2 separate regions of the Homo sapiens genome follow, and region 2 is linked to region 1. Evidence: chromatin contacts called from ENCODE Hi-C or POLR2A ChIA-PET data. All regions are on one chromosome and are shown on one strand. Each heading gives the region's core, a stretch centred on a gene start or an enhancer-like site at or near the end of the contact. The rest is flanking DNA. Distances are from core to core; before and after follow the strand shown.

Region 1 (4,558 bases), core at 1,235-3,734:
TCAAGCGCGGCCAGAGTGGGCGCCAAGGCCGAGGAGGCGCCGAGAGCGAGGGAGGGCGCACGCTGTCACCTCTCAACAGGATGAGATAGAAGGTCGGCACAAAATACTGGTCATAAAGACCTTACTGATAAAACAGGTTGCGGTAAAGGAGCCGGCCAAAACCCACCAAAACCAAAATGGCAATGAGTCCTCACTACTACACTCCCACCAGCGCCATGACAGTTTGCAAATGCCATGGCAACATCAGGAAGTTATCCTATATGGTCTAAAAAGGGGAGGCATGAATAATCCACCCCTTGTATAGCATATCATCAAGAAATAACCATAAAGATGGGCAACCAGCAGTCCTCGGGCTGCTCTGTCAATGGAGTAGCCATTCTTTTATTCTTTTACTTTCTTAATAAACTTGCTGGCTGGGGGCGGTGGCTCATGCCTGTAATCCCAGCACTTTGGGAGGCTGAGGCAGGTGGGTCACGAGGTCAGGAGTGCAAGACCAGCCTGGCCAAGATGTTGAAACCCCGTCTCTACTAAAAATACAAAAATTAGCCGGGCGTGGTGGCGGGCGCCTGTAATCGCAGCTACTTGGGAGGCTAAGGCAGAGAATTGCTTGAACCCGGGAGGCACAGGTTGCTGTGAGCCAAGACTGCGCCACTGCAATCCAGCCTGGGCAACAGAGCGAGACTCCATCTCAAATAAATAAATAAATAAAATAAAAAATAATAAACTTGCTTTCACTTTGCACTGCGGACTCATCCTGAATTCTTTCTTGCGTGAGATCCAGGAACCCTCTCTTGGGGTCAGGATCCAGACCCCTTTCCTGTAACACAGGCACTTGTCACCAGGCCCGGCTGATTTTTGATTTTTTGTAGAGATGGGGTTTTACCCTGTTGCCCGGTCTAGTTTTGAACTCCTTGGCTCAAGGGATCCTCCCTACTTGGCCTCCCAAAGTGCTGGGATTGGTGGCATGAGCCACTGTGCCTGGCCTTGTCTGATATTTATGACTAGATTGAGGTAATGGATTTTCAATAATTTTGTGGCAATACCACAGAAGTGATGTGCCTTTCTCAATGGATCCTATTAGTAGATACCTAATGTTACTATATTTTATATGTGGTGATGTTAACTTTGATCACTTGTTTAAAGTGGTGCCTGCCAGGATTCTCCACTGTAAACTATTTTTTCCTTTGTAATTACTAAACATTTTATTTTTATTTTTTAATTTCCTTTTGAGAGGGAGTCTCGCCCAGTCGCCCAGGCTGGAGTGCAGTGGCACGATCTTGGCTCACTGCATCTCCTGCCTCCCGGGTTCAAATGATTCTGGTACCTCAGCCTCTGGAGTAGCTGGGATTACAGGCACGCACCACCACACCCGGCTAATTTTATTTTATTTATTTATTTATTTATTTTGAGAAGGAGTCTCACCCTGTCGCCTAGGCTGGAGTGCAATGGCGCGATCTTAGCTCACTGCAACCTCCGCCTCCCAGGTTCAAGCGATTCTCCTGCCTCAGCCACCCCAAGTAGCTGGAATTACAGGCGCCTGCCACCACGCCCGGCTAATTTTTTGTATCTTTAGTATAGACGGGGTTTCACCATGTTGGCCAGGCTGGTCTCGAACTCCTGACCTCAGGTGATCCACCCGCCTCGGCCTCCTAAAGCGCTGGAATTACAGGCGTGAGTCACCGTGCCCGGCCTAATTACTAAACATTTTAGTAGAGATGTTTTGAAACTTTGCATATATCCTGTTTCGGCTTCAAGTTCTGCCTACTAATTTTAGCATTCATCCGTGGATGTTGGGGAAGGCCAACTTTTACTTTCTCAATCTGAGCAAAATTTCACTGTTTTAAGGAGCAAAACGAGCAGAATTATTGGACAGGAAGAATGGTAGGAGAGAGTAGAGACCTAGGCAAGGGCCGCTCCTGTAAAAATTAGGTAAGTGAAAACTAGTAATAATAAGTACACTCGCGGCTGGGCGCAGTGGCTCACGCTTGTAATCCAGCACTTCGGGAGGCCGAGGTGGGCGGATCACGAGGTCAGGAGATGGAGGCCACAGTGAAACCCCATCTCTACTAAAAATATAAAAAAAAATTAGCCGGGCGTGGTGGCGGGCGCCTGTAGTCCCAGCCACCCGGGAGGCTGAGGCAGGAGAATGGTGTGAACCCGGGAGGCGGAGCTTGCAGTGAGCTGAGATCGTGCCACTGCACTCCAGCCTGGGCGACAGAGCGAGACTCCGTCTCAAAAAAAAAAAAAAAAAAAAAAAAAAAAAAAAAAAAAAGTAAGTACACTCGCACTACGAACAGAAGGATATCCCGAGCAGCTCTGAGAGGGCTTTAGCAATCAGGCGCCGGGTCGGCTTCCCGGTTGCCCCGGAGACAGGGTCCTTCCTTGTTCGGCGCCGCCATCTTGTGTCACCAGCCCTTGCCCAATGAACGGCTGCTCAGTGGCGGGAGGGCGGGCTACCGCGCCCGGGCCCTACCCGCCCTGGCGCACTGCTCTTCCCGGTCATGGAGGCGCCAGCCGCCGGCTTGTTTCTGCTCCTGTTGCTTGGGACTTGGGCCCCGGCGCCGGGCAGCGCCTCCTCCGAGGCACCGCCGCTGATCAATGAGGACGTGAAGCGCACAGTGGACCTAAGCAGCCACCTGGCTAAGGTGACGGCCGAGGTGGTCCTGGCGCACCTGGGCGGCGGCTCCACGTCCCGAGCTACCTCTTTCCTGCTGGCTTTGGAGCCTGAGCTCGAGGCCCGGCTGGCGCACCTGGGCGTGCAGGTGAGTGTGGGCGACCCCTCGCCGCCGCTCCCGGGACCCTTCCCGCCTCCCTTCCTGGCGGTCCCCCGACTCCGCCCGCGCCCCTCTAGGCCTCAGGAAATGCGGAGACCCGGGCGGCGGGCGGGGCACAGGGGGTCCGTGGGATTGCCTCGGGGCCCGCGAGGAGTCCTGGGTGGCCAGGGGCCCCGGCGCCTCCGCTGCCCCCGGTGCGCGCCCGCCCTCCTGCCTGGGCCACGTCAGCACCGGCCTGCCCCCGCGCGGGTCGCTGCTCACGTGGGCAGCTGCTGGGATCCGCGGCCGACCAGCCTCGGAGCTTGCCCCTGTTTGGGCCGTTCTCGGCACCGCTCGGGAGACCTCGGGCCGGTAGAACGCACCTCCCTTCCGTAAGGCGAGCGCGGCAGCCCCTCGGCCCGGTGCCAGCGGGCGCCAGACTTCATTTCTCACGGCCCGACGAGGTGGCTCAAGTAGAGGACAAATAAATGAATTAAAGTGAATTTCATTCTCTTAATTCAGTATCTGGTCCGTTGTAGGTGCTTCTTTCTAGACATAGAGAACCATCAGAAATGTAACAGGTTTCGCATTTTTAAGTTGGTAATCACTTGAAATCCCTATGAATGTGATGCATTTTAAGGTTCCTAGTGAACGCTTTCTAAATGTTAAAACTCTTTTTAAAGTTAGTTTTAAAACTCCTGCACGTAATATAAGTTCTCTTATGCTGTACAGAAAAGGAAAGTCCAATTTTCTCCCTTCCCCCTGCTGCTTCTCATTCTTACACCTCGGCAATAAATGGCTGTGTTTGGCTTAAATGTTTCCAGGTATTTCAGTGATCACCAAAGAAAATGTTGGGTTTGGGAGTAAAGGGAATGTACATACACAGAGGTTTGGTTTTTATTACTATTGTTGTTAAACAATTTCATTAAATGATTACCTAATTATTTGTTGAGAGAATAGTCATTATAGTGTCACATTTCTTCTAAGCACACTTCGTTCTCTGACTGAATATGGAGCTATAAAGATGGGTTTATAGAGATTACGTTTCTGAAATGACTCCTATTTTCTTTCATGCGTTGTCCATGATGAAATAAAGTTTTACTCAAAGGCTTGTGGAAAGATAGATCAAAACTTCATGTAAATTTGCCTTGCCATCTTTGAATGTCTTGAATGTTAAATCCCGTTCTTTATAGAAGCCAGTTGTGATTTAATGAGCTTGTTACAGTATAAGTGGACCACAGCAGGAGCTCGGCTATCCTGCCATCATGCCTGCGAGCTAGGTTAATGTACTTATTTTATCTTGTTTTTATTTTTTCTCCCAACTTTATTGAGGTATAATTGGTATACAAAAAACTGCCTATTATTAGTATATTCAAAATACGTATACACTGGTGTAACCATTACCACAATCCGGGTAATAAACATATCTGTCACCTCCAGAAGTTTCCTTTTGTCCTTTAGTTTGTTTGTTTCTGTGGTAAGATACTTTCTTACTGGGACTCTACTGTGTGTCAGATATTATGGTGGGTATTTTAAATATATTCTCATTTAGCCCTCATAGCAACCATTTAAGGTATAAATCCTCATATAGCAGGCAAGGAGGCTGTAGTCTGTCAGGTTAAGTTATTTAGCCCCTTACATGCGGTCTTACAGTGCAGAGTAAGTCAGGGCTCCAGCTTATTCCGTAAGTTGTGTGTTCTCACACTGTATAATGTTGCCTCTTCTGGCTTTTATGGCTGTGAGATAGGATTGTATTGGGTATAAGACTTGCAGTCACATTAACAGATTTATTTAAAATCATTTTC
Region 2 (4,558 bases), core at 1,456-3,955, 48 kb before region 1:
GTTTGAAGAAATGCTCCCCAAGGCCTCATTCAGCCACTGGCTCTGAAGATATCCAGGGCAGAAATGGATGGGCTGGAAGAGAGCAATGGTAAGTATGACAGAGGGATCTGGGAACTAGGTGAGTGAGAGGAGAGTGGATCCCAGAAGCAAACTTTTTACCAAACCCTCTTCCGAGGTGCATCCTTTTCATTCCCCTACTTAGTTAAAAAGCAACAACAGGCCAGGCATGGTGGCTCACACCTGTAATCCCAGCACTTTGGGAGGCTGAGGCGGGCGGATCACGAGGTCAGGAGATCGAGACCATCCTGGGTAACACGGTGAAACCCCGTCTCTACTAAAAATACAAAAAAATTAGCCGGCCGTGTTGGCGGGCGCCTGTAGTCCCAGCTATTCAGGAGGCTGAGGCCGAAGAATGGTGTGAACCCGGGAGGCAGAGCTTGCAGTGAGCTGAGGTTGCACCACTGCACTCCAGCCTGGGCAACAGAGTGAGACTCCGTCTCAAAACAACAACAACAACAACGACAAAACCACCACCACCACCACCAACAAAAAACACAACAACAAAGCATGTTGGAGGCCAGGCTTGGTGGCTCACGCCTGTAATTCTAGCACTTTGGGAAGCTGAGGTAGGTGGATCAGCTGAGGTCAGGAGTTCAAGATCACTCTGGCCAACACGGTGAAACCCCATCTCTACTATAAATACAAAAATCAGCAGGGCCTGGTGGCATGTGCCTGTAGTCCCAGCTACTTGAGAGGTTGAGGCAGGAGAATTGCTTGAACCTGGGAGGCAGAGGTTGCAGTGAGCCGAGATCACACCACTGCACTCCAGCCTGGGCGACAGAGTGAGACTCGGTCTCAAAAAAACAAACAAACAAAAAACACGTTGGTCTCAAAATATGTGTGTACAATTGTGAATTGTAAAATAATAATTTGGCTGGGCGTGGTGGCTCACGCTTGTAATCCCAGCACTTTGGGAGGCCAAGATGGGTGGATCACCTGAGGTCAGGAGTTCAAGACCAGCCTGACCAACATGGTAAAACCCTATCTCTACTACAAATACAAAAATTAGCTGGGCGTGGTGGCGAGCACCTGTAGTCCCAGCTACTTGGGAGGCTGAGACAGGAGAATCACTTGAATCCAGGAGTGGGAGGTTGCAATGAGCTGAGACCGTGTCACCGCACTCCAGCCTGTGTGACAGAGCGAGACTCTGTCTCAAAAAACCAGTAAAATAAAATAAAATAATAACTTTACAGTGGAAAAATCTGGTAGACCCCACCTTAACCAAATGATCACATTTAACATTCGTAATATTGTGCTAAACTACAATCATGAAGCCTGCACGAGTGTCACGTGTTTGTAGTCCCAGCTCCTTGGGAGGCGGAGCCAGGAAGTGTGCTTGAGCCCAGGGGTTCGAGGCAGTAGTGTACGATAGCCACTGCACCCCAGCCTGGGTAGTACAGTGAGACCCTGTCTGGGATACTGAATGTTCTCAACACCAAGCTGTAATCCCAGCTACTCGGAAGGCTGAGGCAGCAGAATCATTTGAACCCGGGAGGCAGAGGTTGCAGTGAGCCATTGCACTCCAGCCTGGGCAACAAGAGCGAAACTCTGTCTCAAAATAATTAATAATAATAATAATAATAAATAAAATATAAATTAAAAATCAAGATTAGAAAAGACAAAGGCTGATAAACTCTTCTGGATTAAGAGACTAAAGAGGTGTGACAACAAAATGCAATGCACCTTAATGGATCTTGGATGGACTAGGCAGGGAAAAGCCACAAAGGATATTGTTGGGACAATTGAACAAACTGAACATGGACTGTGAATTATGTAACGGTATTGTATCTTTTTATTTTATTTTATTTTATTTTTTTGAGACAGAGTCTCACTCTGTCGCCCAGGCTGGAGTGCAGTGGCGTGATCTCGGCTCACTGCAACCTCCGCCTCCCGGGTTCAAGCGATTCTCCTGCCTCAGCCTCCGGAGCAGCTGGGATTACAGACGCGCGCCACCACGCCCGGCTAATTTTTGTATTTTTAGTAGAGACGGGGTTTCTAACAGAATGGCTTTGTTCTTAGGAAATAAACCTTGAAGGTAGGGGTTAAGCAAAAAGATGTCTTTAACCTATCCTCAAGTGGTTCCGGGAGAAAGGGGAAGGTAAAGAAAAAACCTGAGGCGTGTGAGCTGCCCGGGGCTGGAGAGGGGAGGGCGCCGGGAGAAGCTTCTGCAGGCACCCTTAGGCGGCTGGAGCAGCCTCCACCCCGCAGCCTGCGGCCAGCCCTCCCCAAGCGACGCTGGGTCCCCAGCGGGACGGGAATGGCAGCTCAGGCTCCGGGCTGCTGTTGTCGGGGGAAAAACGGCTCGGCGCTGTGGCCGCTCCCAGGGGCCAGGCTGGGCCCTGGTGAGGCAGGCGGGTGGTTGTGGAGGGCAGAGGCTGGGAGCCCGACCCCTGAGGAAAAAGAGACAGCTGGCCTGGGTTGGGGGCGGGGGGTGGTGGGTGGGGTGCCGCGCTGAGGTCCTGGGGGAGGAGGGGGCCAGAACCCCGGGTCAGAAGGAGGCGGCCGGAGATCAGGACCGTGGGTTCTGCGGAAGGAGGAAAGCCGCCAGCCTAGGGTTCCCCTCCGCATTTCTCCCCGCCAAACATCCCGCTCCGCAGGGGGAGGGTCCCAGGCAGGTGGCAGTGGCTGAGCGGGTGAGGAGCCCAGCGGGGCCCGCGTGAGGCACGCAGTTCTAGGTGCCCCGGGAGGCCTGTGGGAGACCCAGGCGGGAAGGCTGCGGTAGCGGGCGGCTGAGCCGTCCCGAATGGAAGTCGCTCACGCAGGAGTGCAGGGGCCAGGGTGGTGGCGTCTGCGTACAGCCTTCTGGGCCCTGGGAAGCCTGTTTGTCACCGAGGCGGGAGCGGGGAAGGGCGTTCTTCCAGCAATTTTTAAAAATGTGATTCGCGGCCGGGCGTGGTGGCTCACGCCTGTAATCCCAGAACTTTGGGAGGCCGAGGCAGGCGGATCACGAGGTCGAGAGTTCGAGACCAACCTGGCCAATATGGCGAAACTCCGTCTCTACTAAAAATATAAAATTAGCTGGGCGTGGTGGCACGAGCCTGTAGTCCCAGCTACCCGGGAGGCTGAGGCAGAAGAATCGTTTGAACCCGGGAGGCGGAGGTTGCAGTGAGCCGAGATCGCGCACTCCAGCCTGGGCGACGAAGCAAGACTCTGTCTCAAAAAAAAAAAAAAAAAAAAAAAAAAAAAGGCCGGGCGCGGTGGTTTACGCCTGTAATCCCAGTACTTTGGAAGGCCGAGGCGGGCAGATCACGGGGTAAGGAGATCGAGACCATCCTGGCCAACATGGTGAAACCCCGTCTCTACTAAAAATACAAAAATTAGCCAGGCATGGTGGCGCGCCGCCTGTAGTCCCAGCTACTCCGGAGGCTGAGGCAGGAGAATTTCTTGAACCCGTGAGACGGAGGTTGCAGTGAGCCGAGATTGGGCCATTGGACTCCAGCCTGGCGACAGAGCGAGACTCTGTCTCAAAAAGAAGAAGAAGAAAAAAAGCGATTTGCTTCAGAATAAATGAGGACAATGAGGACACAGGAAGTCCTGTGTTCTCACAGGCAGTGAAGAAACAAGATTGGCCACTAGTTTATGTTATAGAAGCTGGTGATGTGTTCTTGGAGATTCAGTATTCTATTGTGGTTACTTTTCGTATTTTTTAAATTTTTTATTTTATTTTTTAATTTTATGTAGAGATGGAGTCTCACTTTGTTGCCCAGACTGGTATCTTTAAATTTTTTTTTTTTTTTTTAGACAGAGTCTCGCTCTGTTGCCCAGGCTGGAGTGCAATGGCACGATCTCCACTCACTGCAACCTCCGCCTCCTGGGTTCAAGCGATTCTCCTGCCTCAGACTCCCAAGCAGTTGGGACTCCAGGAGCGTGCCACCACGCCACGCCCGGCTAATTTTTTGTATTTTTAGCAGAGACGGGGTTCCACCACATTAGTCAGGATGGTCTCGATCCCCTGATCTTGTGATCCGCCCGCCTTGGCCTCCCAAAGTGCTGGGATTACAGGCGTGAGCCACCACACCTGGCTAAAATTTTAATTTTTAAAAACGTTTTTTAAAGTTTCTTTTTTATTTTTTGAGACAGGATATCGCTCTTTACCCCAGGCTGGAGTGCAGTGGCCTGATCAGGGTTCACTGCAGCTTCACCCTCCTGGGCTCAAGGGATCCCTCCACCTCAGACCCCATGTAGCTGGGACCACAGGCATGTTCGACCATGCCCAACTAATTTTTTTTTATTTTGTAGAGATGGGGACTCCCTGTGTTGCCTAAGCTAGTCTCGAACTGGGCTCAAGCAATCCTCCTGCCTCGGCCTCCCAAAGTGCTGGAATTACAGGTGTGAGCCACTGCACCTGGCCTGTTTTGTGGGTTTTTTTTTTTTTTTTGAGATGGAATCTTGCTCTGTCACCCAGGCTGGAGTGCAATGGCATGATCCTGACTCACTGCAACCTTTGCCTCCCAGATTCAAGCAATTCTCCTGCCTCAGCCTCCCGAGTAGCTAGGAT

The links. A loop is a pair of places that touch in the nucleus more often than their neighbours do. ChIA-PET counts read pairs that join two places held with the same protein, here RNA polymerase II (POLR2A). Pooled maps may share reads with other maps.
Region 2: a loop to region 1 is called in a pooled map, with 2.3 times the contacts of the local background. The contact joins the enhancer-like site here to the promoter of RPN1 in region 1. A Hi-C loop is called at or near these places in 35 of 168 maps with a recorded cell type or tissue (A673, B cell, CD14-positive monocyte and 28 more), 31 of 37 single-sample maps with no recorded cell type and 41 of 50 pooled maps. POLR2A ChIA-PET finds 5 or more read pairs at or near these places in 40 of 52 experiments (A549, AG04449, AG04450 and 30 more).

The regions. Positions count from the first base shown.
Region 1 is chr3:128,648,744-128,653,301 of GRCh38, reverse strand. RPN1 (ribophorin I) reads left to right here and starts at 2,484. Exons shown (of 10, transcript NM_002950.4): 1 at 2,484-2,762. The coding sequence starts at 2,502. RefSeq lists enhancers at 2,011-2,090, 2,251-2,520, 3,191-3,260 and a silencer at 2,771-3,040.
Region 2 is chr3:128,696,583-128,701,140 of GRCh38, reverse strand. No RefSeq gene overlaps it. Among named protein-coding and RNA genes, the nearest start is that of RAB7A, 27 kb to the left of the region's middle. Within about 2 kb of position 2,705, at least 21 of the 41 ENCODE cell types and tissues checked have a DNase peak (open chromatin) inside an H3K27ac peak, as active enhancers do; they include ascending aorta, dorsolateral prefrontal cortex, gastrocnemius medialis and 6 more, where a contact is called at or near this core.